7 separate regions of the Homo sapiens genome follow, and regions 1, 2, 4, 5, 6 and 7 are each linked to region 3. A link is a loop called in an ENCODE intact Hi-C map of the cell type or tissue named here. Cell type or tissue: PC-9. All regions are shown on one strand.

Evidence for each region. A loop is a pair of places that touch in the nucleus more often than their neighbours do. Peaks named below come from ENCODE experiments on the same cell type or tissue, not always from the same donor. Only the 100,000 strongest peaks of a DNase experiment are listed, where the experiment ranks them.
Region 1: it touches region 3 in a loop (5-fold over the local background); 9 of 110 quality-filtered maps call a loop at or near these places.
Region 2: a loop joins it to region 3, with 7 times the contacts of the local background. A loop is called at or near these places in 30 of 110 quality-filtered maps.
Region 4: it touches region 3 in a loop (9-fold over the local background); 22 of 110 quality-filtered maps call a loop at or near these places.
Region 5: it touches region 3 in a loop (17-fold over the local background); 102 of 110 quality-filtered maps call a loop at or near these places.
Region 6: a loop joins it to region 3, with 5 times the contacts of the local background. A loop is called at or near these places in 20 of 110 quality-filtered maps.
Region 7: a loop joins it to region 3, with 6 times the contacts of the local background. A loop is called at or near these places in 74 of 110 quality-filtered maps.

Annotation. Positions count from the first base shown.
Region 1 is chr7:36,045,916-36,049,915 of GRCh38, reverse strand. No RefSeq gene overlaps it. Among named protein-coding and RNA genes, the nearest start is that of EEPD1, 110 kb to the left of the region's middle. In PC-9, a CTCF peak has its summit at 2,489; DNase peaks (open chromatin) are centred at 1,615 and 3,325; H3K27ac peaks cover 510 bases.
Region 2 is chr7:36,126,708-36,130,707 of GRCh38, reverse strand. No RefSeq gene overlaps it. Among named protein-coding and RNA genes, the nearest start is that of EEPD1, 25 kb to the left of the region's middle. In PC-9, a CTCF peak has its summit at 2,090; DNase peaks (open chromatin) are centred at 1,427 and 1,917; H3K4me3 peaks cover 1,471 bases; H3K27ac peaks cover 1,771 bases.
Region 3 is chr7:36,290,059-36,294,058 of GRCh38, reverse strand. All of the region lies in intron 6 of EEPD1 (endonuclease/exonuclease/phosphatase family domain containing 1), which reads right to left. Among named protein-coding and RNA genes, the nearest start is that of MATCAP2, 75 kb to the left of the region's middle. RefSeq lists a silencer at 1,725-2,019. In PC-9, CTCF peaks have their summits at 2,219 and 2,421 (motif pointing right); DNase peaks (open chromatin) are centred at 2,428 and 3,628; H3K27ac peaks cover 1,235 bases.
Region 4 is chr7:35,914,821-35,918,820 of GRCh38, reverse strand. It overlaps a transcript of SEPTIN7 not described here. Among named protein-coding and RNA genes, the nearest start is that of SEPTIN7, 120 kb to the right of the region's middle. In PC-9, a CTCF peak has its summit at 1,648 (motif pointing left); DNase peaks (open chromatin) are centred at 1,660 and 3,380; H3K27ac peaks cover 664 bases.
Region 5 is chr7:35,983,285-35,987,284 of GRCh38, reverse strand. The region is part of intron 2 of LOC107986734 (a long non-coding RNA gene); the gene reads left to right. Among named protein-coding and RNA genes, the nearest start is that of EEPD1, 170 kb to the left of the region's middle. RefSeq lists a silencer at 1,960-2,009. In PC-9, a CTCF peak has its summit at 1,930 (motif pointing left); a DNase peak (open chromatin) is centred at 1,904.
Region 6 is chr7:36,035,025-36,039,024 of GRCh38, reverse strand. It overlaps LOC105375233 (a long non-coding RNA gene), which reads right to left. Exons shown (of 4, transcript NR_187894.1): 4 at 2,772-3,173. Among named protein-coding and RNA genes, the nearest start is that of EEPD1, 120 kb to the left of the region's middle. In PC-9, no CTCF peak of the experiment used is centred here; DNase peaks (open chromatin) are centred at 1,584 and 2,274; H3K4me3 peaks cover 842 bases; H3K27ac peaks cover 2,313 bases.
Region 7 is chr7:36,159,941-36,163,940 of GRCh38, reverse strand. The region is part of intron 2 of EEPD1 (endonuclease/exonuclease/phosphatase family domain containing 1); the gene reads right to left. Among named protein-coding and RNA genes, the nearest start is that of EEPD1, 8.7 kb to the right of the region's middle. In PC-9, no CTCF peak of the experiment used is centred here; a DNase peak (open chromatin) is centred at 1,740; H3K27ac peaks cover 1,200 bases.

The DNA of each region.
Region 1 (4,000 bases), 240 kb after region 3:
CCCCACCACACAGAGACCACCTGCAGCAGCATCTCTGGGGACCATTAATAGTGCAGATGGCCCCTCCAGGCCTGCTGAAGGAGGCTGCCTGGGGGAGGGGCTTGGATTCACCTTTACAGGAGCTCCCTAAGCAACTCTGACACTTACTCAAGTTTGATATCTAGGTTTAATCCAATAGGTCTAATCCATCCCCTCTTTTATCAGGTGAGGAGGTGGAATCTCAGAGAGGAGGAGGGGCTCACTAAATTGTCACGCAGCAAATTGGCACAAACCTGGACTGGAACCCGGGTCTCCTATGCCTAGTTCTCCACCCTTCCAGTTTGTTTCCTCATTCCCTTCTTCACTCAAACACAGGAGCTACCACAATGTGCCACCCCTGGATAAAGCTCAGGAGTACAATTCTGAGTGAAGTAGAATTAGTCCCTGCCCTTACAGTGCTTACCATCTAACAGGTGAGGCCAACATGAATTTTTGAAATCCCCATAATGTATAACTACAGCCCATGATGTGGTCTGAGAAAGTGCAGGGCATCTCACCCTGTGCAGGTGGACAGGGCTGCCATCCACAGGGAGGTGCCCCTAGAGCTGAGATGTGGAGAGGCAGAGGCTACATGGGGACCCTTCCAACCAGAGGGGCCAGCTCTGAGGTCACAGGAAATACAGCTCCATCGAGCAACTCAGAGAAGCCTAAGGTAGCCTAGGACACTTAAGGCCCCAGGTTGAAAGGACTTGAAGGTGGTGTTCCTTGTGCACTCCTGGAATTACCTGTCCCCATCTGTCTCTAGGACAGCAATTCTGAAACCCAGCTGTGCATCAGAATCACTTTGGGAAATTTACAATCACTTCCGGAACTTTACAATCACTTCCTGCCCCAGCTGAGCATCGTGATTCAGCAGGTCTGGGGTAGATCCCAGGAATGTGTGTTTATTCTGATGTGCAACCAAGTCTGGGAACTTCTGGCCTGGGAGATATCAGAAAATTGGAAATGATTGGGGTTAAGTGGTGCACTGGCTTTGAATTCCTTCTCAGACCCTCAGTGTGCTCATTTGTCAAGTGAAAATAGGGAAGCAAACCTGTTTTATGGGCTTGCAGCAGGGTTGTACCAGATATCTGCAAAGAACCAAAATGGGGCTTGGTACCTTGGTACATGCTCAATACATAGTGACTGTAATTAAATCCAGACATCTGGTTTCTGAGAGAGCTATTTTTAGAAAGAAAAATATTTTTATCATTCTGCAAAATTTACAATGGTTTTTGGGAAATCCTACATTGCACCCCTCCCAACCTGGGGACAATTCTTATTCCTTCCACACTCCACACTCCCCACCCCCACCCCACTGAGGGCAGGAGATTTAGGGTCAAGTTTGCTTTAAATGTCTACCCTCCCCCACACCACCCCCAGCAATGCTCTATTCCCAGCTGCCCATATGGGTGAATAATCTTTTCCCTAAAAATAGAGAGCAGGCACAAGCTCCATTGAGATTGAATTTCACCTCTTGTTTTTAAGGCTGTCAATCTGGCAACCAGTACTGAGGCGAAATTATCTTTTTGAAAATCTTAAATGATGAGAGGAAGGCCTCTGGGGTATGAATTCTTGGCATTGGAACAGTTATATGGCAGAATCTCCAGATCTGAAAAATTGAGCAAGATTATTTGAACCACAACTATTTACGCTTGCAAAATCAGCGTAGACTCGTGGACTGGTTCAGCTCCAAATAGCACAACGAATGAACAGAGAGGGAGGACAGGGGCCCAGAGTTTGCTTTGAGATATTGTCAAAGTTGTTTCAGGTCTAGTGTTTAGTGCCTTCATTCTAGGAGAGAATAAAAGAGAGTATAAAATTAGAAGGGAGATGGAGAAGACACGACTGATGGGGAGAGGGGCTGAAAAGCCTAAAGAAAAAATGGGAAGTCTGAGATTGGGGTTTGCTTGTCCCTTCTCTCTGTGAGTGGCCCCAGGCTTCTCCCCTACCTAGGCTTTTGTTTCTTTTTTTCTTTTTCTTTTCTTTTTTGGCAGGGTCTCGCTCTGTCACCCAGGCTGGAGTAGCTGGGATTATAGGCGTGTACCACCACGCCCGGCTAACTTTTGTATTTTTAATAGAGACGGCATATTACTGTGTTGGCCAGGCTGGTCTCGAACTCCTGGCCTCAAGTTATCCTCCCACCGCAGCCTCCCAAAGTGCTAGGATTACAGGCATAAGCCACTGTGCCCGGCCCTGATGCTCTAGGCTTCTCTGTGTGGGACCCCTCTTCCAGGTCAGCTTCATCCCTAAGTGTAGGCTGAGTTCCTTCCTTTATTCTCTCAAATCATAATTAGCACAAGACAGTTGTGTTTAACCAACTTTATTGAAGCCTTAGGGTGATGTAAGAGAATTACAATGCAGAAGAGGAAAACTGAAACGCTTGACTGTTAGATTCCACCCAGTGCCCCTACAGACTGTCAGCCACATCCAGCCACAAGGGGCTCCCTGCTGGCTGTCTTACTTAGCTCTATCCTGCTGCCATATTGCATTGGTTCTTACCTTCCCTGAACTGGAAGCTACTTCTCCAGCTCCTTCTTATCCAACTCCAGGACTCTCCTACTGACTCTCTCATCTATTCCAGCCAGATACAGTTTACACCACAATAATCTCTGTAAGATCTTCCTGAGCCCAGGAAAATAGACTTTGACATTATAAACAGCATACTTCACATCTCAGCCTGAAACACCTGCATATAATTTGCTTCCTGGGTTCAGGCTTCCCTGAGAGCAGTAGGTAGATAGGTGCTTGCTTCTACCTGGGAGCATGACCCCCTCATGCTCCAGCCCTGATTCGAACCACAAGTGATGGTTTAGAAAGATCTGAATGAAATTGGTTATAGGCAATTTTGGAGTTACAAAGAAGAATCCTTAGAGCAAAAATAAGTTTTAGTTAAATAAACAAACCTTTAAATAGTTCATTGGTGAATTCATACTTTATCAAATTTGTTTGTTTTGCGAATAGTAGATGGATATCAGCTAATTTAATTACATAATAATTACATAATAAAATTCATCGTTTGAGATTCTTCAGATTTAAAAAAAACTTACCTGGGATTTCTTTTGGAAATAGCAGAAAAAAGAAAACAAACAAGAAAACTTGTCATTCCTTAAGGACAACTCTATGTTACATTTTCTGGACACTTTTTGCATATTACCATATTTAATTAATCAATCCAAAGTGGTAATACATATTATACTCATTTTCCAGTTGAGAAAATTAATATAGGTATACAGTGGTCAAGTAACTCATCAAAGGCTACTCAACTAGAAAGTGGCCAAACCAGGATTCCAAGTGCTCACCAATCACAGTAACTGGGACTAGGTTGTGGTCACCAGGGAATGCAATGGTGGGATAAGCCTTGAGCTGGTGTTTTGAGAGGGCACAGATAATGAATGTTTAATGGGCTCTTTGATGCCCTTGGAATAAAGTTGGTATGTATATCTAAAGGAATTAAACACTCCAGCCCTGATTCGAACCCAAACAGCATGTTCTATATGGCTCTGCGGTGAACTGGGAGCTCACTTTAAATGTATCTGGAGGAAGTCTTGACTCAAAGCAGAAAGAGCTCTGATTGGCCCAGGCTCACAAGAATGGAGGCAGCCCTGCTTGCTGGTCTTGGATGATAATCTGGTGACTGGCTCCAGGTGGTCAAGCCTATTTAAATGTCTCTCTGCAGCTCAGACTCTTGAGGAGGGCCTCATGTGGCTTTTGGAAGTGCTAATGGGATGGCAGATGTGGCTGCAGGTAATTATAATGCAGGCTCCAGCAAGGCCTTCTGCCCCTCCAGTCGCAGTAAGTCCTTCCTCTTAGTTTCACTCACATCACACCAGTGCAAAGTTCAGTCCCTTCACCAGTTTCAACCCTACAAAATTAGAAACTCAGTTGCACCAAGCATGGCCTGAGATTAGCCACTTTAGTGACTAGCAAGGGGCGATAGAGTGAAAGCCACTCCCACTACCCTCTCCTTCCCTGTCTCCTC
Region 2 (4,000 bases), 160 kb after region 3:
CCCTCCCTTCCTACTCTGCATCCAGGAAGCTCTGATTTAGCCTTCAAATTCTAGCTGATGGAACCTGCTTCAAGCAGCCTCCCCAGACCCCCAGGCATATGTATCTATATAAACCCTCTCTCTATATATAAGCAATATATATATTGCTCCCCTAACTCCTTGGGCAGACTTCAGCAGTACAATCCTGCACCACAGCCAGTTATTTGCTTGTCTGTCTCCATCATTAGTCCAAGTTCTCTGCATGCCTAGGCCTGGCACACAATAGAGACTCTGTATATGTTTCCTGGGTGAATAAATCTCCGGAAACATGGAACAGTGGCCCAACTCTGCAATAATGCTCCAAATGTACATGGCACTTTTGCCAGCTAATGAACTCACTGTTTATTAGTAGCAAGAATGTTCCAGAGTGTGTCATGGCAGGAGCACCTGAACACTGGGACAGAGGAGAGAGCTACCTGTCAGGGGTCCCAGTGGCTCCAGTGGGACTGGCTAAACTGCCTCCAATATTTATACTCTCTGTTTTTGTGGGTGTATGTACATATATGTAAATATATTAAAATATGTCCATGTATTTATATGCATTTACAAATAAATATGTTCTACACACCTGTATCTCTATGTGATTGCAGGTCTTGGAGGCATCCTTGGGGTTTGGCTGGCTGGCTACTCTCTGCTGGCCTCATAGACTCCTATACTTGGTTGAGCCTTCTGCCTTCAGGCAGGTGAAGGGATCGACCATCCAAAAGGATAATGTGGTCACTTTTTCCCAAAGTCTATAGAACTGAAGTCTTTACTCAGATGTATGTTTCTAATATGTAGGGCCATGCCTCAAAATTTCTTCTTGTTAATTTAACTCCACTTTCCTCTGTAGTCATAGAAGACCCCTGATCAATATTTTCATGGAAAAATTCTGATACGTTGGAGACAGTAATTACATATATCACATTAGCCATTTTTAACCTTTCCCCCCAAATTGCCTTTGTGATTTAGAATAATGATTTAATTTGACATCTACTGAGTGTGTAGTTCATTCATTCATTTAGAGACTCCACTGATCATTCAGCAAATGCTCACTGGGTGTCTACTCAGTAGGGGTGATACGTGATGTACAAGTAAACAAATCAATAAAACGTTTGAATAATGATAAATGCTGTGAAAAAAATAAAATGTGCCCATGTGACAGAGTGCAGGGACAAGGGGGTTATTGCAAATACGATGGGCGGGAGCACATCTTGGCAGAGGTGACATTAGAAATGAAACCTGATGCTAAAATGAGCCAGCCTCAGGTGCCCTTGCCGAGCGCCCTGTCCCCCACCCTCCCCTGCACATGCTCCACTGACTGCGGCTGTTTATTTGTGCATTTGTCTATTTGTCTCCATGTCACCCAAGACCTGGCTCCCGGGGCCCGGCCCAGATGTGGCCCACCCTCATATCCACGTGCAGTGTTTGGTAAATGGGTGGAGTTCAATACATGTTTGTAGCGCTGTTGAACAACAATGACTCAACCACAAAGTAGATAGTGGCCAGTCATATGATGGAAGGTCACAGTGCTATGATGAAGAAATGAATTTCTGGAACCAGCTGAAAACTATATTTGAACTGTTGGGTTACCAATTAATAATTCTCAGGAAAGAAAAATAAACATATACTGTCAGGAAGGATTTAGAGGACATTACGGGGGGTGGGGAGTCGTAATGATTTGGAACACTGCTAAAAATAACATTTTAATGTCTTCGCTGCTAATTCCATCATCCTTGTTCCAGAAGCTGTGGCTGTCCACAGCTAGAAGGGCTTTGTACTCTGAGCACGGTGAGGCTACAAAGCCTTCTATACTTTAAAGTGTGGCCAGAGCTCATCACAGCGCCAGAGTTGGCAGATGAGAAAGCCATGTTTATTGAGCCGGCAAAACTGCCAAGTGTGTGACTCAGCCCGTGGGAACCTGGTGTGCCTGCCGGTGCAGCCAGCGTCCAAAGAACAGGCACACTCCCAAAGGGGTCTGTGAAGGCGGACCATTGGTATATGTTGCCTCTGAGGACCCAGGCATCTAACAAAAATTCCAGAAATATAATTCAGTAATTCTCATCCAAAATCCCATCAGTTGGCTCACCCAGGGAGTTATTTTTGTATCAATAACAAATACCCTTGTGGTAATTCCAGATATCTGAGCCCTAGTGGTGGCTTTCAGAACTGCCATAAAAAACTTTTGGTTAATATTTATCAAGTGCTGATTATGTGTAGATGCTGGGCTAAGTGTATGTTTTATCCTTATCTTTGTTAATTCTCATGGCAAACCTATGAGGCAGGTATTATTATGAACTTCATTTTACAGAAGGGGCAAAATGAGACTCAGTGAGGTTTAAAAATTTGGCCGAAGGGCTCACAGTGTTGGGGGTGGGGGATGCATTTGTCCTCCGATCAGGGAGTGGATATGTTTAGCAAAGTTGCCTGCTGTTGCTAGGATTCATTCTATACTAATCCTATAGGCAAATGTGAAACAACAATGATACACATTTATACAGCGACAATATTAACCTATAGTGCTCATTACTGAAATTGAGGCACTGTTTTGAATCCTTCTTTGGGGGATTCCAGACTTTGTGCTTGAAAAATAAAATCCATTGAGAATACACTGAGTACCCTGTTATGATAATAATAGCATTTAACATTTATTGAACACCTACTGGGGGGCCGAAATGGAATTTGAATCCAGGCAATCTGACACCAAAATACATTTTCTTAATCACTAGGCTAGAGGTCCTCAAAGTTTGGCCTGGCTATTCCCGAGGCCTTTCCAGGGGATCCACAAAGTCAAAACTATTTTCACAATAATATTAAGATATGATTAGCCTGTTTCTCCCCCATTCTCTCATGAGCCTGCAGTGGCGTTTTCCAGAGGCTGGGTGATGTGTGATAGTGTAACAGATGGAATGCAATCTTCTAGAAAGCCAGACATTCAGGAGATTTACAAAAATGTAAAAGTGATGCTTAGTCAATTTTTTAAATTTAGAAAACAAAAAGTGTTGATTTTCATTATTTTTAATAAATTACCAAATAAATATTAAAGAATATGTTTAGTTTTAATTTGTAATGTTGGTAGATGTAATCCAGGAACGTTCTCTAGGGTCCTCAAGTGGTTTTCAGTGGTATAGCAGGCTCTCGAGACCATAAGGTTTGAGAACAGCTGCACTAGGCAGTATTCCCTTCCTGGTGTGGCTGGCTCAGGTGCCCACCCAAAGCCCAGCCTTCTTCTAGAGCTCATGGGCCATGCTGGTGCCTCCATCAGGCCTCACCTCACCCCACCTCAGTGAGGCATCCTCAGGAGAGCTCCTTCTGGGCATCCCAGCTCCATGTGGCAGAAAGGCTGAGAGGGACCTGCTCTTCTGAGTGAGTCACAGATGTCATTTTCCACCAGGGGCTGAGCTCCACCCTCTGTTCTTAAACCTCTGTGTTTCGTACCACAGCTGCCTATTTATAAATCTCATATGATGAGGCCAACAGCTCTCTTCAAGAGCTCTCCGTGGAGGGGGCTGTGTGGAAAGTGGTAAGTTCACTGTCACTGGAGATTTTCACAATGAAAATCTGTGACAAGCAGGGTGAGAGCCTGTTGGGAGTGCTGTGGATGAGATTCTGGAAACAAAAGACTTAGCCACATTTTCTGAGATCCCATCTAAGTGAAAGCCCTGACTATTGACAAAGCCAGGGGACATTATTGCTGATGAAACCAATCAGGCAGTGATACTTTTACACCCAGTGAGTTCTAGGGAGTGGCATTCATGAAGAGGCTTGCACTACATCCAGACCCTGAAGCATCTGCAGGCTACTGCCTTGTCTGCCAAGGCGTTGGAGAAACCATGGCGTGAACACCACCAGAAGTTAAGCCTGAGCCTTTAATAAGCAGATCGGGTGAGTGGACGGAGCATGGAACTCTGAGATGAGGGAAAGTGAATGCTGCTGGGTTCTTTGCATGGCTGTGGCCATTCTAGCTGGGCTGGGTTTCCTT
Region 3 (4,000 bases):
ACTTTACCTATCAATTCCTACTTTTTTTTTTCTTATCAGTACATCCTGGAGATGGATGTGCTTCAAATAAGAAGTTTTGAAACTTTTTTTTTTTTGAGATGGAGTCTCACTCTGTCGCCCAGGCTGGAGTACAGTGGCACGATCTCGGCTCACTACAGCTTCCGCCTCCCGGGTTCAAGCGATTCTCCTGCCTCAGCCTCCCAAGTAGCTGGGATTACAGATGTGTGCCACTGCGCCTGGCTAATTTTTGTATTTTTAGTAGAGATGGGGTTTCACCATGTTGGCCAGGCTAGTCTTGAACTCCTGACCTCAGGTGATCTGTCCGCCTTGGCCTCCCAAAGTGCTGGGGTTACGGGCATGAGCCATGGCGCCCGGCTAAACATTTTTTCTTTTTAAAATGTATGGGGTGGGGGTGTTCCTTTTCTCAAATGAGATCCTGTAGGAAGCCCCAAAAGTAGAGTGGGTAAAAGTGGAGCTTATCTGACTGAAGTTGGAGCCGGGGAGCTCTACAAAAAGCCCTTGGGGCATCAGGAGTTCATAAAAATATTAATGCTTGAGTCCCACTCTCAGAAATTGGAGTTCCACCTGTAGAGATTCTGATTTAGCATCTCCGGTGGCCTGGTCTTCAGCATTTCCTGAAGCTCTCTGGGATTGCATGTCCAGCCAGGTATGGGAACCACAACTAGAATATTAAAGAGCTCTGCTGAGACCTGGTGCAGTCAACTACACGGAAACATGGAAAGGACGGGTACCTCGAACTGTTAACACGTCTCACCCAAGAACACTTTGCCATGTTTCTCCATTGATTGAAGTATTTATTAAAAAAATTCTTCACTGAAGTCTTATTATTTTCTTCACTTTACCACCACATTTCTAAGTATTTTATATTTTTGATTTTTATTATGAATGGGATCTTTGTTTTATCCCATTATATTTTCTCTAATGGTTATTTTTAAATTTTTTTATTTCCACAGGTTACTAATGATATATATCAAAAGGACTAATTTTTTATTTTAACTTTTTAACTAGGCAGTTTTCTTAATTCTCTTACTGGGAATAATTTTTTTTTTAACTTTAGGTGTAACAAACCAACAATCATATTCTCTGAAAACAGTGACACTTTTGTGTCCTATTCTTCCAAGTCCTCTTTTCGACTTATGAATCCAAATTAGCTAGGAGGAAGAGTGGTCACAGAGGGGCTGAAAATGAAACAAAACCTGACACAGGAGAATATCAGAAAACAGTGGCTCTAGGCCAGGCACAGTGGCTCACACCTGTAATCCCAGCACTTTGGGAGGCTGAGGCAGGGGATCCACTGAGGTCAGGAGTTTGAGACCAGCCTGGCCGACATAGTGAAACCCCATCTCTACTAAAGATGCAAAAATCAGCTGGGCATAGTGGTGGGCGCCTGTAATCCCAGTTACTTGGGAGGCTGAGGCAGGAGAATCGCTTGAACCCGGGAGACAGAGGTTGCAGTGAGCCAACATGGCTCCACTGCACTCCAGCCTCGGCTAGAGTGAGACTCTGTCAAAGAAGAAAAGAAAGAAGAGAAAGAGAAAGAGAAAAAGAGAGAGAAAGAGAGAGAGAGAGAAAGACAAGGAGGGAGGGAGGGAGAGACAGAGAGAGAGAAAGAAAAAGAGAGAAAAAGAAAGAAAAGAAAGAAAGAAAAGAAAAGAAAACAAAACAAAAGAAAAGAAAAGAAAAAAGAAAGAAAGAAAACAGTGGTTCTCGGCCCCGGTTCTAAGAGAAAACAGCTGGATGACTCTGAGTGTGGAATTTGAAGTTTGTCACTTCCCAGCTTCGTGACCTTGGGCAAGCCTTTTAGTCTATAAAAGGGAAAGAACAAGCCATTTCCTCCCAGGTTGGTGTCAGGATTAGAGGAGCCGCCAGAAGCGCCTGGCACGGGGCACTCACATGTAGCGTGGGCCCCCTTCCTGATCAGTTTCCTGATACAGCTTCACAGGTTTGTCAGGGAGAGACACACAGTGGAAGTTAAATATGTGTGCATAAGAACTACAAAGTGATTTCAGGGCCAAGGGGGAAAGGTTTTCTCCTAAAGCATTTTAGACATTTCTCCCACAGTCTGATTTACCCTAGAGGAAGTGGGATAGTTATGAAGTATTTTCCAAGCAAAGCGAGTAGAAATCCTGAAAGAACACTCGCCCCCCAGCTGGGCTCTGCGGGATTCCCCTGGGCTCTGCTTGACCCTTGTTGTCCCACAGCAGGAGGTGGCATTTCTGCCACACCTTGTGAAGGAGGCTTTAGGGAAAGCAGTTCATAAACGAAGTCATAAATGTATCCACGACACTTGGCAAATCTTTTTTTCCTGGCCACGGGTGTGCTTCCGTAATAACAACTGCAGGGAAAGGAATCTGAAGGGAAGCCACTCAGGCCACCACCAGAGGGCGCATGTGCATTGCAGATGGCGCCCTCCTCTAGGAGGAGTGAGGACAATGGGTGGGATGGAAGGAAGCCTCTCCTGCAGGGCCACCCACACCATGGAGAAATCAGTGCCAGCTTGAATAATAGTCATGGCACTGTGCTGACCACTTCCTCGATAGCACCGCACTTAACAGCCACGACCCATGGGGCAGGTGCTGTTACCATCTCCCTTCTGCAGGTACGAAACAGGCTCCCAGAGGTGGGAAGGTTTGTCCAAAGTCACCAGGCCAGGCCTCAAATCCAGGGCTCACCACAAAGGGCTAGGATGGAAGACCACACGGAAGTGGCTGCTGTCCACTGCGACACCAAGTGCATCAGCAGGCACTCAATAAATATGTGAGCAACAGACAAGCGGAACCACAAATGTCCCAGAATTAGGGTGCAGTTTGATTTGGAAAGGAACAAAGAGAAAGATGCTACATTCATTGAATATCAAAGAAAACAAAGTTCCCATATAATGAGGGAGGTTTTCGTTGGGATGCAGGCCTGCAAAGGTCTGGGCTGAAAAAGACAATTCTAAAGCCAGGAGAGACGCTGGTGTCAAGGGTCAATAGAGCCAGCTCTGTGTAGCTTCAGGAGTGACAACGGTTCCCTTTTTGAATGAGCACATCGGATTTCTTACAACTCATGTTCTTCCGATTGAATCCGCGTCGGTGATGACATCAAGGCAGTTGTTGCTTCTGAGAATCCACAGGTAGATGCGCAGGAGCCTGAGTTATCTTCCTAAAAAGCCACCCACCTGGGCTGGGCTCCTTTGTCGCTCCCTTGATTCCCAGCAGTGAGGGGAGAACGTTTTGGGCTGACTTCCTCAGAGAGTCTCTAGATTTATAAAACGCCAATGACAACTACAGGAACCAGTCCCCACTGAGGGACCATCTGCCAAGATGTCAAGAGTTACTACACACCCTGTTTCACTCTTGCTCAGTTCACAGAGGGAGACCCTGTCCCCAAGTCCTGGTGAGGTCTGAGGGAAGAAGGTTCCACTAGGGGACTGGCATATCCCCACTGACGTCAGCCTGCATGCACGTTCCAGACAAAGGCAGAAAGGCCCGGAGCTTGCTAACCACATCGGTTCTGTTTGCTCTGATAGAAGCTGTGGAATGAAGGCTTTGTCTTTGCTTTAGCTGAACCCCTCTGCTGACTTGTCTACCCTTGTTAGACCTGGGCAGGCTGAATTGCTTCCTGAACCCCTGGGTCTGGAGTGTCACCAGTTAATAATTAATTGGGTACTAGTTACAAGCAGGGGACACAGGCAGCATGAGTCATTGTCCCTACTTGGATGAGTCAAGGCCAAGCCAGGCTGTGGGTCAATAGTACCTTGGCAATTTGGAACATAACCTGCCCAAGGTTTTCTGCCAAAATCCTGACTACTCCCTGGATACCAGGGGTGGGGTGGGGGGATGGTGACTGCCTAAGGCTGTCAAAGAAGTTATGAGCTGGCATCTTTCCTTTCTGCTTCCACAAAAAGTTTGAGATCAAGAACAATAGTAATGTCCACAGATGTGACAAGCTATCAAGTTGTCCATTTTACAGATCAGAGTCTAACTATAGGTGGACA
Region 4 (4,000 bases), 380 kb after region 3:
CATGTTGGCCAGGCTGGTCTCAAACACCTGACCTCAAGTGATCCATCCGCTTCGGCCTCCCAAAGTGCTGGGATTACAGGCGTGAATCACCTCGCCCTGCAGGAGTTGATTTTAATTATGAACGATGATTAAGGAAGGCAGTGGACACAGAGAGAGTGACAGTGAGGTGATGAGGCCAAGTGGAGAGTTCTGGAACGAGAGAGGTCAGTGGGGAGCTGTCTGAAGTCTCCTTTCTGGGTGATGGAGGGTCCCAGGTGTGACCGCAGGCAGGGAGAGGTGGCTGAGAGGCACACTGGAAAAGGTCACTGGAGCTGCAGCAGTCCTGGTGCCCAGAGAGACAGGGAGTAGCCTGCCCTGTCCACGTGGGTGACATCACCCTCGGGGAGTAGCCTGGCCTGTCCACGTGGGTGATGACGCCCTCAGGGAGTAGCCTGGCATGTCCACGTGGGTGACGACGCCAACGTCTTGTATGAAATCACTGTTGCAAACCTCCTGGGGAATGTAGAGGGGTTGCCAGGCAGCAATCCCTCTAACGACATGACAAGAATGATGGAGAACACTGTCAACTGAGAGCCCAAGTCCTCAGTGGATGAGGAGGTGTAAGCAGAAGACCAGCAGACAGCAGTCACCGAGAGGGACAGCAGGTGACTCTGCTGCCTTTGGAAGAGAAATGTCTTGGACGCAACCACAGGAAGCATGGAGGATATAGACCCTACTTTAGATTCTGCGGTATGTGGGGTATAGGAGAAAAAAAAGACTCCCTGCACCAGATGGTGCCAGCGGAATTGGGGTCCTGAGGGGACAGTGGGGTCGGAGGGAGGGGACCCTCTTGCAAGAGGCTGAGTGGCAGTTCCAGAGCCGATGATGTCATCAGAGGAGCTGGGGCAGGATGAGGGGTGAGGAGGAGGGTCCAGTCATATTAGACAATGCACAGATCCAGGGGAAGGGCCCATGGCACAGAGGCTCTGTCCTTTGAGGGTCACTGAACCAACAGGGGAAGGTGAGGCATGAGGAAAATAGCCGTGGATGTCCAGCCACAGTGGCTTACACCTGTCATCCCAGCACTTTGGGAGGCTAAGGAGGGTGGATCACCTGAGGTCAGGAGTTCAAGACTAGCCTGGCCAACATGGGGAAGCCCCGTCTCTACTAAAAATACAAAAATTAGCCGGGCATGATGGCGGGCACCTGTAATCCCAGCTACCTGGGAGGCTGAGGCAGGAGAATCACTTGAACCCAGGAGGCAGTGGTTGCAGTGAGCCGAGAGCGTGCCACAGCACTCCAGCCTGGGCAACAAGAGCGAAACTCTTTCGGGAAGGGGAGAGGAGGGGAGGGGAAAGGAGGGGAGAAGGAAGGAAGGATAGAAGGAAAGACGGAAAGAAGGAAGGGAGTGAGAGAGAGAGAGAAAAGAAAGAAAGAAGAAAGAGAGAGAAGAAAGAAAAAGAAAGAAAGAAAAAGAAAGGAAGAAAAAAGAAAGAAGGAAGAGAGAAAGAAAGAAAGAAAGAAAGAAAGAAAGAAAGAAAGAAAGAAAGAAAAAGAAAAGAAAAGAAAAGAAAAAGAAAATAACCGTGGATGACCTCAGACGGCTGCAGGTGACATTTCAAGCTGTGAGTTTGAGGGGTGTGGATGCTCCAGGCAACTGTGGGGTAACTGCGCCCTCTGGTGGCCATATATGGCTAAAGCAAGTACAAGTCCAGACTCACACCTGGAGAACAGGTGCCATTGCCTGAAAGCAACAGTAACCACGACAACAAGGCCAGGTGCAGAACCCAGGTCTCCCCTCATTATTAGAACCTGTGGAGAGATCATGAACGTATTCCCCGATAAGTTCATTTTTAGGGGTAAAAAAGCTCAACAATCTCCCACAGTGTCACTTCTCCCAGGAATATGTGTATGTTGCCCTTGACAAACTGTTGCCCTTGACGAAGAAATGTACCAATTTCCAATGGCAGCATATTTAATTGAGGAAAGATCTCATTAACAGATGTAAGTGCAGGGTCTCAGCATCAGAATTTCCCTTCAGTGTTTTATTATAAAAACGTTTGGGGTGTGGGGCTTACACCTGTAATCCTAACAATTTGGGAGGCCAAGGTGGGAGGATCACTTGAGGACAAGAGTTTGAGACCAGCCTGGGTAATTAGCCAAATGCAGTGGAGCGCACTCGTAGTTTCAGCTTCTTGGGAGGCTGAGAAGGGAGCATCCCTTGAGCCCAGGAGTTGAGGCTGCAGTGAGCTAGGATCACATCATTGCACTCCTGCCGGGGAAACAGAGCAAGACCCTGTCTCTAAAAAATAAATGAATTAACACTCTTAAGAAATGTTCAAACTTAATGAAAAGTTGAAAGAATTTTGCAGTGAACATCCATACCCACCCCTGAAGTCTACAATTATCATTTCATTATGCTCAGTTTATCATATAATCTATTCAACTATCCATCCCTCAAACCATCCTATTTGGAGGCATTTCAAAATGAATTGCAGCATTAGTACATTTCACCCCTAAACACTTCAGCACACATAACAAGACTCTCATATTTATTTATAGTCCTTTTTAATTTGGACATAAAATACGCATATAGGTCAGGCGCTGTGGCTCAAGCCTGTAATCCCAACACTTTGGGAGGCCGAGGTGGGTGGATCCCTTGAGCTCAGGAGTTCAAAATCAGCCTGGGCAATGTGGTGAAACCCCGTTTCTACTAAAAATACAAAAATTAGCTGGGTATGGTGGCACATACCTGTAATCCCAGCTACTCGGGAGGCTGAGGTGGGAGAATCACTTGAACCCGGGAGGCAGAGGTTGAAGTGAGCTGAGATGGGCTGAAATCTGCTTCCTGGGAACACTTATCTTGTTGATTTGGCACCATGCACCACATGAAGTGAGTTCTGATTCCTCTTCCTTATAAAAGCTCTTAAACTGTCCAAAGATGGCCATTCTGTCCCTTTGAGTCACTTCATCTGACACAGAATCTGCAGTTTCTCTACCTGTTCATGCCCCAGGCAAAGCTTCCAGCACTCAGCACTTCACTGGCTAGGCTTTCATGTTTGCAAGGGTGCTGACACATCTCATCTTTCTATGTCAGTGGAAGAAAAGAGACGGTTCAGAGCTGGCCTGCAGTGACAGAGGAACAAGGCCTGTTTGCGGTGGATATGATTGGATGGCCAGGACAGGAAGCCAGGACCTGGAAGGAGAGCAAACAAAATGAGTTTTTCAAAAAGCTAGATGACAGTGGAACCATGCAGAGATGAAAAACGGTGCAACAGGAAACTAGGAAAGCAGAAAACAGAAATAGTGTAATTTCGTAACATTAACAGAGGTAAGTAACATGACATTAGTGATATTTCACAGGGGATATTGGTCAGTGCCTGCAGCAAAATGTTTGAATGCCTTTTAATTGCAAAATTAATGCTTGCGTAAGTTTTCTTTGTTAAAAAATGAAAACAATTCAGATAAGTCTAAAATGTCCCTGGTCCCTACTGTCCTTCCTTCCCTACCCAATTCCAGAAGTGTGTGTGTATGAGCAGGTGCATGGGTGAACATTTGCATGTGTGTGTGTATATATATATATGTGTATGAGCGATCTGTGCCTTAAGGGCATGTTCCTGCTGCAGATAACTAGCCAGACCCACCCCTTTATTTCATATATGTATATGTGTGTATATATATGTACACATGTATACATGTGTATATGCATGTATATATACACATGTATACATGCACCTGTGTACATACGCATATATACATATATGTACATGCATGCATCTGTGTATATATACATATATACATATATGTACGTGCATGTATACATATATGTACACATACATTATATGTGTACACACGCATGCATATGTGTACATAAATATATGTAGGTATGCATGGATACGTGTGCATATACATATGTGCAAATACATATCTATATACACATATCTACGTGCACATACATATCTATGTACACATATCTATGTATACATATATTTATGTATATATACACACACGTACATATCTA
Region 5 (4,000 bases), 310 kb after region 3:
AGAGGCCATGCCGAAGGGAAGGCTGGCTCTCTCCAGTCCTCAGGAGACAGATGACAGCCTCAGGCCACCACCCCTTTTCGAGTCTCCACAACACAAGGCATCCGTTCTGCCTCTTTTTGCCATGACAGGGCATCAGCCTTAAAACCACAAGGCCATCTTCATTCCTACTTTTGGCTATAAGTGGGGCTGGAACAGGGGTCAAGACCTTGAACAGGAAAGTCTGGCTCTTTTCCTGGAAGAAGGAAAATACCTTTCATTTTTCCCTAATAAACCACAAACCCACTCTTCTGCCCCCACCCAACAAGGATTACCAGAAGCACTTAAACAAAGACCCCTGAACTAAACAACCAAAATTTCACAGTCGCTCACCCAGCAACCTGCCACACTAACATTTACTGAGCTTATACTGCATCCTACATGCTCTGCTAGGCGCTTGGTAGATATAATCTCATTTTATCTTCACCACAATGCCATGAGGTAGAGACAATCATCCGTGTTCTCCAAATAAGAAATTTGACTCTTAAAAAAACAAGTTAGGGAACTTTCTCAGGATCGAGTGAGAACTGGCACCTACCTGATGCACATGGTTGAGATTCATATAAATTATCTGGGCGGAATAGACTTTTAGAACCTGATGCCCTATTAGAAAGTCGCATCTACCTGCAAAGTCTTCCTCTCAGTAAGCAAGTATGGCCTCACTGGATTATTCCAGCATGCATTGCCTGCCCCTCCCAGGGGATGTGCTCAAAACCTGGCTCTAGGAATTCATCCTGTGGTTGTCTTGTCCTGTGCTGGCCTCACTGCCTTCCTCAGACTGCACAGACCCAAGCTCTTTCAGAAAATGTTGTCAGGTTGGCCACGCAGAAATTCATATCCTTCTTCTCCCTCCTCTCACTTTGAGAGATTGTTGCTTTTTAGCGATAGAAACTTCTAGTAAAGGGAAGGCCCTAGCAGTGGACATTCAGCAGTGGATAGCCACAGACTGTCCCCCACCCCTGCACTTGAGAGGCTCCCAGGTGCTGCTGAGGTCTCCTGCAGGCCAGGTTTGATGACTTTGACTCTCTGCGGGTCTCACTTCTTTTGAGGACAAACTAGCTAGTGACTGTTCCGGGCCATCTGTGGCCATGGAAGCCAGAGCATCACGCATCTGCTGCATCTTTCCATCTACGGAAAATTAATTCCAAAAAACAGACTTTTTTTTTTTTAAGACCGAGTCTCACTCTATCACCCAGGCTGGAATGCAGTGGCACAATCCTGGCTCACTGCAACCTCCGCCTCCTGGGTTCAAGAGATTCTCGTGCCTCAACCTCCTGGGTAGCTGGGATTACAGGTGCGTGCCACCACGCCAGGCTAATTTTTGTATTTTTAGTAGAGACAGGGTTTCACCATGTTGGCAAGGCTGGTCTCAAACTCCTGACCTCAGTGATCCTCTCGCCTTGGCCTCCCAAAGTGCTGGGATTACAGGCCTGAGCCACCGTGCCCAGCCTGAAAAAAAAAAAACGGACTCTTTATGAATCCATTTGTAAAGGCATAACGTTGGTACATTTCTTTGCCACAGGGATGCCAATGACTAGGCCAGCCACCTTGAACATGGGAAAAGTGTTTCACATCAATGGCACGAGAGATCTTTGAGCAGTAGGTGGGGAAGACACCATTTCAATCTGATAAGTAGAGAAACTGTGGCAAAGAGAGGAGGGAAAACTTGCTTTTCTCATCAGAGCTGGAGAGCAGAACCTGGTCTCACGATTTTTTCCCCAGATGAGGTTTGTCCACCTGGTACTGCAAAGACCTGCACCAAGTTCATGACCCTCAAAACGTCTTTTACTTCTTAAAATCCAAAAACGTTGATCTAGCCCCAGGAGTTTACTGCCTCTGCAGCTGCTGAAGCCAGGGCTCCCCTGTGGGAAGGGCCTGATGCTGGGGCTGCACTGCCTCCTGGTGCCCACTGGGAGTTATGTCCCCAGCTCTCCCACCTGATAGGGGAGTCGGGGCCCATACTTGGCTTCTTCTGCCTCATCTTCCTCACATACACACTCCTCTAAATGGACAGAAGGCGACAGGGCACAGGGAGGGGCCTCAAAGGCCTCCACTCACACCCCCATTCCCATAACCAGACCACCTACCAGACAGTGTTGACATATTTTTATTAATTTATTTATATTTTTTGAGAGATAGGGTCTTGCCCAGGCTGGAGTTGAATTGCTGGGCTCAAGCCATCCGCCTGTCCCAGCCTCCTGAGTAGCTGGGACCAACAGGCTGTCCATGTGGTCAAAATAAGCATGGTGAGCCCAGTGTGTGCAGTCACAACCCATGGAGGTCCTTCCATGAGTGTCTGTCAAACCCAAGCCGACACTGCCTTTCTCCAGAGAGGTCCCACATCCATCAAGGACATGATGAGGTCACTGGGGACTCTTAATCCAGTGCTCCACTTCCAATGGCCAGGCTGATGTTCTGAGGACAGGCCTGTATCTTCCCCCTCTGTAGCCATCAGGGAGTTGATGCCGTCTGTGGTCCTTGACCACTATCCAAAATGGGAACCCCTAGGGTGATCTGTCATCCCCTGTGCTTCTCCCTGGCCCAGTCCCACCCCTCCCCAGCATTCCCATCTGTGCCCTGCACTCTGCCCCGCACCCCATCCCACAGTCAGCAAACTCCAGACTGAAGGGCTCTCCCACCTTCTCCTCTCTCCAGCTCTTCTCATGCCCTGGCCTCCCTGTGATGTTCAGGCCCTGGTGAGAGTAAGTGAGAAGCTGGAGAAGGGACTGACCCGCATGCAGGCTGGCCAGGGCCAGAACAACATGTATAGGGGCTGTCAGCCCTGCAAGATGAGCGCCACCACCACCCACCTATCCAATTCAAAAGAAAAACCAGCTTAAACTCTACACAGGTGCAATGAAGGTCAACAAATCCTGGTTTCCCATAAGTGATTTGATGTCTTTTTCTAAAACAGTATCAAACTTCAAGCTTTTTGCCTCCCAAAGCTTTAGCAACCTAAGCGGCATCTGATGTGCCTGTTGGGCAATGCACACATCTGAGGAGGTGGGAGGTGAGGCCAAGCGTGGGGACCTGGGGCCTGGTGCCCTGAGGTGAGGACAGGAGTGGGTGAGGACCAGTGGTGGGAGAGGAGAGTGAGCTTGTGCTTTCAGAGGGACAGGGCACAGGCAGGGGCTGCAGTGAAGCAGGAGAAGTTCCTGGAGATGAGGGGACCACGTTGGCCTGACTCCTGCCCCCACCTGCTAAGGAGGAGAGAGGGGTCTCTGGGAAGCTACCAGAGTCTCCCTCTTGTTGTGCTGACCTGGGCAGGGAACAGACAGGATGGGATTCTAGAATAGTCCCGTCACTCCCTGACTTGGGGAAGCTTGGGACCAGCACCCTAAGGCCCAGACCAGGCCCAGGCCAAAGAAAGCACAGGGAGAAGAATGAGGAAGTTGATGAGTAACCTATGGTGTTCCCAGGGATGTGAGGGGGTGTGAGGGTGCAGCCCCTCCAGGCCCAGGCGCCTGCTGGCTGCTCAGAGGGACGCTGTGCCTCACTGGTCCTGCTGGGTTTGCGATGGGCTCAAATCCTGTGCCTTCCATTTGCATGACTCCAGTTAAGTCATTCAATTGCCCCTGGCCTAAAAGAGGTGAATGGGAGGTAGAGGAGTAAACGCAATGGGTTTTCACTATTTTTTAAATTATGGGAAACAATATATTATATAAAATTTGCCATGTAACCAATGTTTAACTTACAATTCAGTAGCAGGCATGACATCTCCCCAAACAGAAATTCTGTACCTATTAAGCAATAACTTTCTATTTTCCTCTCCCTCCAGCCCCAGGTAAGCCATAACCTACTTTCTGTCCCTGTGAATGTGCCTATTCTAGATATTTCATTGTGAACTCATGCAGTATTTGTCCTTTCGTGTCTGGCTTCTTTCACTTTTAGTTAAGTTTTTCCCAGTTCACCCACCTGGCAGCACGCATCAGACTCACATTTTTTAAGGCTAAAGAGCATTCCA
Region 6 (4,000 bases), 260 kb after region 3:
TCTTGGATCTCGCACAACAAAGAACTTGAGGCAAGTCCATAAAGTGAAAGCAAGTTTATTAAGTAAAGGAATAAAAGAATGGCTACTCCATAGACAGAGCAGCCCTAAGGGCTGCTGGTTGCCCATTTTTATGGTTATTTCTTGATGATATGCTAAACAAGGGGTGGATTATTCATGTCTCCCCTTTTTAGACCATATAGGGTTACTTCCTGACATCGCCATGGCATTTGTAAACTGTCATGGAGCTGGTGGGAGTGTAGCAGTGAGGACGACCAGAGGTCACTCTCATTGCCATCTTGGTTTTGGTGGGTTTTAGCCAGCTTCTTTACTGCAACCTGTTTTATCAGCAAGGTCTTTATGACCTGGACCTTGTGCCGACCTCCTGTCTCACCCTGTGACTTAGAATGCCTTAACTGTCTGGGAAGGCAGCCCAGTAGGTCTTAGCCTTATTTTACCTAGTCCTTATTCAAGATGGAGTTGCTCTAATTCAAACGCCTCTGACACCCCAGCCACTTCAGCAGCCCTGGATGTCTCCTATCAGATTCTCCTGTGGCACCAAGCAGCCTTCGGTGCCAGGGGCAGAGCATCCCAGAGGCTCAGCTGGGTCCACTGCTGGAGGCAGGGGACACTGGAAATCCCAGCACCACTGGCCTGGCACCCACTGCCTAACAGACAAAGTTGGCTGTCAAACTCAGCTCTATTTCTAAATACAAATACTCCTCAGTTTATGACGGGGTTACATCCCAATAAATGCACCATGAGTTATAAAAATGATGAGTCAAAAATACATTTAATCCATCTAACCTACCGAACATCATGGCTTAGCCTAGTTTACCTTAAACGTTCTCAGAAAACATTTGCCTACAGTTCGGCAAAATTATCTAACACAAAGCCCTTTTTATAATAAAGCAATTTTTTCCTTTTTTTCTTTTTTTAGATGGAGTCTCACTCTGTTGCCCAGGCTGGAGTGCAGTGGCGCAATCTCAGCTCACTTCAACCTCCTCCTCCTGAGTTCAAGCAATTCTCCTCCTTCAGCCTCCTGAGTAGCTGGGATTACAGTCATGTGCCACCACGCCCAGCTAATTTTGTATTTTTAGTAGAGATGAAGTTTCACCATATGGCCAGGCTGGTCTCAAACTCCTGACCTCAAGTGATCTACCTGCCTCTGCCTTCCGAAGTGCTGGGATTACAGGCGTGAGCCACTGTGCTTGGCCTTTAATAAAATATTGAATAGCTTATGTAACTTCAACGCTGTACCGAAAGTGAAAAACAGAATGGTTGTATGGATACTCGAAGTATGATTTCTACTGAGCATGTACTGCTTTTGCACCATCATAAAGCTGAAAAATCATCTGTGGAAACATTGTAAGTCAAGGGCTGTCCCTACTGCACAATCCGCTCAGAGACCTGGGAGGGTGAGGCCGGCCAGATACAGCTTTTAAGCCACTGGTTTTCAGCATGCAGGAAACTGTTCCTTGGCACAAATTGCTGAGGAACTGATAACCATCTGTTGCCAAGGTAACCATTCTTCCAAGAAGGTCAAACAGAGAAACAACTCAGATAGTCAATAGTGATGTAATTTTGAACCCACCGGCTATCTGGCATCAAGTCAAAAAGCACAGCCAAAAGCCCGTACACATTTTTTTCTTTGCTTGCAACTTTCTTAAGAGTTCAGACATGGGAACCTTGTCCGCACCCCCGGCCTTTATAGCCAGAGGGAGCGGCAGTATTTGTCACTGTGCCTGGGAAAAAGAGGCCCTTTGTGGAGCAACTTGAGAAGGCTCCTGTGCCAGTCTCCCTCTCCCAGCCCTTGTCAATGCTGCTGCCGAGGCGAGCCCAGAGAACAGCCCGTCAACTCTTTTCAGGGCTGGGAAAGTCAGGCTTTCTGTCGCCTTGGCTGGGCTGAGGGACTTGGATCCCTGGTCTTCAGCCCAGGATTTGCAAAGAGGGATGGGAAACGTCAGACCTTTCACTGGTTGAGAACTGGGGACTTTCAGAACTGAAGAAAACCTTGACACTCTTTGGGTGCAGTCACCCTGCTCCCCCATTGATGAGAAATGGAACCTGGTGAAAGTCACACAGCTCTGGGTCCAGCAGTCTTGCTGCCAGAGGCAGAAGGTCTGAGAGAATCAAGCCTCAGGCCTGGCATCTCTATTTGCTGGACAACCCACGGCAGCATCCCCGCCTCTGTCACATGGCTCTGCTGGGTAGCACTGCCATGCCTGCTTCTGTTATCTCTCACGCTCTTCATTCCACACCTCCATCAGCTGCCTGGGAGTCTATCTGCAACACCACTAGCAGCCCAGACCTTCCCAGCCTGTCCAGTGGGGATCGGATTCCTGGAAGAGCAATGACAAACTCTTCAGGATATGACTTAAGACCTGATTGTGGAAAGAGGACAGGCTTTGAAATCAGCTAGACAAGTGCTCAAAATCTGAATCTGCAGTGGCTCATGCCTGTAATCTCAGCACTTTGGGAGGCTGAGGTGGGAGGATTGCTTGAGTCCAGGAGTTCAAGATCAGCCAGGCAACATAGTGAGAACCCCGTCTCTACCAAAGAAAAAAAAAAGAAAAGGAGCTGGGCATGGTGGTGCACACCTATGGTCCTAGCTATGTGGGAGGCTGAGTGGGGGTGGATTGCTTGAACCTAGAGGTCAAGGCTACAGTGAGCTGTGATTGGATCACTGCACTCCAGCCTGGGCAACAGAGAGAGAAAGAGAGAGAGAGAGAGAGAGAGACCCTGTCTCAAAAAAAAAAAAAAAAATCGGAATCTGTCATTTTCTTGTACTTTATACTGGTCACGTTACTTAATCTTCTGAGCTTTAATGGCCTCATTAGTAAAATGGAGATAATAATCCATACCACGGAAGGATTTAGGGATTCAATGAGAGTCTACAGAGTGCACACGGTGTTGGGTTTGGCACAGGGCGGTGCCCAGTAAGTGGCAGCTCTTCCATCTGGGATCCTCTATTTCCCCAGGCCTGTGTCTGTGGCTGCTGCAGGGCCCTTCACTTATGCCATTTGCTGTCTGCTTTACCTGGAGGTCATGGGTGTAACTTTTTCTCATTCCAAGTAAGTGCAGCTCCTCAAATGTTTCTTGAACACCAACAACGGGGTCCATGTTGAGTGCTGAGGATACAGGAGCCACTCTGCTGCAGTTTTGCCCCTCGGGCACTCAAGGCCAAATGAGAGAGAGGAGCAGTAAGTCAATCCCAGAGCAGTCACTTCACAGGATAGGACAGGTGACAGCGAGCTACAAACATCTGCCTGGGGGAGTCAGGTGAGGGCTTAGGGGGCTTCACGATTTGAGCATTGCCTAAACTGTCTCATTCCAACAGGAACCTGGGTCCTATTCCCATCCTAGGAATCTGGGGGCCTGGGTCCAGAGCAAAAGCATGGAGCCCAAGACACACAGACAGTGTCTGCGGGGAAGCCTGGATCAAGAACTCAGCGACTGTCAACTCTGGGCCAAGTCCCAAGAAATTCCCAAGAGCCCAAGGCAGGCATTCGGTGCACTTGATTTATTGAAGGGGTCCTCTCAAGCCCAGGGGAGTGAGGGAGGAAGGAGAAGGCAGGGGATGCAGTCTCAGCTGGAGCCGAGCTTCAGCCTTCCTACAGAGCTCCAGAGCAGGAACCGCAGCACCGTGTCGGCTTTACCAGAAGACAAAGGGGCCAGGCTTTTGTACCCTGTGCCAGTCAGTCATTAGCTCTGGGTTTTGGAGAAGGTGGTGGGTGTGCCTGGGTGAGCCAATTCCTGCTGGGCTGATGACAATTCTGTAGGGGAGGGCAACCCTGAGCGCCCTGAGCCCACACTCCTAGCTCCCAGAGGGTGGGTGCCCCGGCCCAGCACACTGTCCGGGTGGAGGTTTACCCCAAGGATAGTAGGCAGAGGCAGAACTTGGCGGGAACAGCCACATGGAAACTAGACATAGAAGGCTTGTTTTGTTCTTGTTGTTGTTATTTGAGACAGAGTCTCGCCCTGGCACCCAGGCTGGAGTGCA
Region 7 (4,000 bases), 130 kb after region 3:
AATACAACTACTCTGAGAAGCATTACTGAACAGAATAGCTTTTTTTTTTTTTTTTTTCTTCCTGAGATGGAGTCTTGCTCTGTCCCCCAGGCTGGGGTGCAGTGGCATGATCTCGGCTCACTGCAAGCTCCACCTCCCAGGTCCACACCATTCTCCTGCCTCAGCCTTCCGAGTAGCTGGGACTACAGGTGCCCGCCACCACGCCTGGCTAATTTTTTTATTTTTAGTAGAGACAGGGTTTCACTGTGTTAGCCAAGATGGTCTCGATCTCCTGACCTCATGATCCGCCCGCCTCGGCCTCCCAAAGTGCTGGGATTACAGGCATGAGCCACCGCGCCCAGCCTGAACAGAAGAGCTTTTTATCATCAAACTTTGGAGTCTAACTGCAAAGACTTTGGATTATAAACCAAGTTCCACCCTCTGAAAGCAGTAAAATTTCTCAGCTTCGCTGAGCCATCTCTTCTGTATCTGTAACTTAGCTATGGCCCTCAGCCACAGCAACTGTCAGTGTTAATTATCATTGTTTTTGTTCTAGCACAACCTCTACCACCAAGTGGACACTAAAAGTACACCATCGAGTAAGGGAGAGTAGAGGGACATGAAGTATTTTGCTATCTGAAATGAGTCCTCAAATTAAAACTTTAAAAGATTGGGAATCACTTTGAAAAGGAAAAAAAAAAACCTACCCATAAAACAACACAATAATCTGAAGCCACAGAGGCTGCCCACCAAGAAAGGAAGGAAGGAGCCCTGAGACCACTGGCAGTTAAGACCAAGGCCTAATGTCACCCAAATATTGGCTTTTTCCCATTCAAGAAACATAAACTGCTAAAAAAAAAATTAGACTGAATTTGCTTAACAGAAAATATACTCTAGAGAAGTGTTTTTTTTAAACAGGATATTGGATAGATATTTTTTAAAAAACAACAACCCACCTGAGACCTCCCACTTTTAGCATAAGCTGAAAAAGACAAAGTACTAGTTTTATTCTCCAGTTTTGGGGTGAGCAAACAAGACTTCAGATCCGTAGAACATCCAAAGCATGTGCAACCTTAAATGTGGCAATGGGAACAACGTACTGTCGCTTAAGCACTGCATTTCAGGAGTATACAGCAGCCTCTAGGTAAAACAATTTAAGGCCCAGCTTAACAGCTTAATCAGGTAACGGCTGAACCAAAATAGAATTCACAGGAAACAAGGGCTCGTTGGAAACAAACAACAAATCAATATTAGTTGGGGAATTGTAGTCAGTAAAGAAAATCCAGGTTTTTCTTTTTTTCTTTCTTTTCTTTTTTTTTAAGACAGGGTCTCGCTCTGTGCTCAGGCTGGAGTGCAGTGGCACAATCTCAGCTCACTGCAACCTCCACTTCCCAGGCTCAAGCTAACCTCCCACATCAGCCTCCTGAGTAGCTGGGACTATGGGTGTGCACCACCAACCTTGGGTAATTTTTGTATTTTTTGTAGAGATGGGATTTCACCATGTTGCCCAGGCTAGTCTCGAACTCCTGGGCTCAAGTGATCCACCCACCTTGGCCTCCCAAAGTTGGGATTACAGGTGTGAGCCACCGTGCCCAGCCAACCCAGGCTTTCTTTATTCAAGAGTCTGCAAGAAGGATTCCACACTTCCCTTTATAATGAAATGTTTACTCTGAGCACACCTCTCCAGGGTTCCCAGCCACTTGAGTTCAGCAATTTGGCTGCTGTCAATCAAGACATTACATAAGAACTTTGGCATGTGTACAACACTCATGAGAAGGAGGGTGAGGAAGCTGCTAAGATTCCTAAATATTTGATGAGGACTAACAGCCTGTCAGGTAGAGCAGGACATTTTTGTGGCATTTCCTGGATGTTATGATATGAGAAGTCATCAGTGTGAAATTCTACCCAGGTATAAATTACCACACACAAACCAGGATGTCCATGATGAGCAAATAGAATTTCAGTAAAATCTATCATTTTATTTGTTACTGACACTGATTGTTATTAGGGAATTCTGGGATAAAATCCTTTGTAAGGTAGAGTAATTTTTTTTTTTTTTTTTTTGAGAGAGACAGGGTCTCACTCTGTCACTGAGGCTGGAGAACAATGGCATGATCACAGTTCACCACAACCTTGAATTTCTGGGCCTTCTGAGTAGCTGGGACTACAGGCACGCACTACCCCACTCAGCTAATTTTTAAAGTTTCTGTAGCAATAGGGTCTTGCTATGTTTCCCAGGCTGGGGAAGGTCATTTTGAAATTAAAATGACACACACCTTCCTGCTTATAAGCTTGGCATTTGTATACCGGATTCTCTCACTGTGAGGAGCCTTGTGTGGGAGGCTGCCATGTTCCTGTCTGAGTATTTTGGATCATAAGCCTCAGTGGAGGGCCCGGACCTCCCCCTCCTCAGCCGTGTGTGTGCATGGGGGAGGGTGGATGCTGACTTTCAGCCTCAATTGTCACTATGCCACTACACTCCTTCCTCTCAGACTCCAACCACCCATCCACCTGACTTGGTCCTTTCCCTTCATCCCTGACCGAATGCTGAGGTCTCACATACCTGCAGAGCCAAGCAGACAGCGACCAAGTCCCTGTGCTCTCAGGTCTCTTAGCAAGCTTCACATCCTCCCTCATCCCACACATCATCCTGGAAATACCTGCTGAATGTGTATGTCCTTGAGACGGTGAGCCCCCGACCACAAAGTGGGGTCTTCCTGCGCCCATGCCTCTGACCTCATCAGGTAGTAAGCACAAAGTAGCTGCTCAATGTTGAACTGAATGTATGCGAACCTCTCCTGATAGAAATAGTCACCTAAAGTCCCCAGAGCAAGCCCTGGGTCCATTTGTCATTGATGCTGAAGAGAATATGTGGCCTTGTCAGATGCCCCATCTGCTGAGGGCAGACCATGGCCTCATACTCCATCTGCTATGGACCTAAGTAAGACCCCACACCCAGGACACAGCTGTGGCTGAGGGGAAGGGTAAGGTGAACACCTTGCATCATGTTAAAATAATACAGAGGCATGTGTGTCAGCCCCAGGATTTCTTATTATATATGCCTCTGCACCTATCTCATAGAAACCTCAGAGCATTTCAAACAAGCTACCTGCTGAATCTCACACTATCCACAATATAGGCAAGTCTTGCCAGTTTTTACCTCTAAAAGGCTTCTCATCTCTGCCCACTTCCCCATCTCCCCAGAGATCATTGCCTTTAGCTTGAATCCTGCAACAGCTTCTTCACTCAACTCCCAGGACCCTCTCCATGCACGCCCCGCCCCCCACCACCTCCCAGCAGTCAGACTATCTGGTAAGAGGTCATTTCTTCAGCCTCTGCTTCTAACCTTCTGTGGCCTCCTCCTGCTGTTACAAGAAGTCTTGAAGGCCCCACCTGATCTGGCCTGGCCTTGCTCTGCGGCCCCACCCACCCGCCACTCTAGAACTCTGGCCTTCTGTCTGGAGCCAGCACTCTCAGGGCCTCTGCACTTGCCAATTCCTCCATGGAGCATTCTTTTCCCTGGCTTCTTCCGTGCCTGGCTTCTTCTCATCCATCAGCTTTCAGCTGAGGCATTCTTTGACCCCCATCTAAATAGGCTTCTCTTCACCTCACCTCCATCACCCTCAGCATGCACCACTATCTGTAATGATTGATGTGTGTGTTGACCTGTTTGTCTTTCCTCCTAGAACAGAAGTTCCATGAGTGCAGGGACTTTGTCTTGTTCTCCACTTTATTACCAGAGCCTGATACAGAACCTGGTACCTAGTGAGAGCTCCAAACAGATCTGCTAACTGAATGAATGAATGGATGGATGGGTGAATGAGTGAGTAAGAAAGGAATGGATAGCCCCTGGGAAAATCAACACCATCAAACTCCCAAAGAACCTTGGAATCAGACCCAAAATGGGCCCAGCTTCCTTGTAAAACAAAAGTCACACCTTTCCCTTTAGTGAGATAAACCCTAAGTTCTGCCTACATTGGAAGTTCCCTGCATTCACACTGTCTTCTCTTACAAATCCACA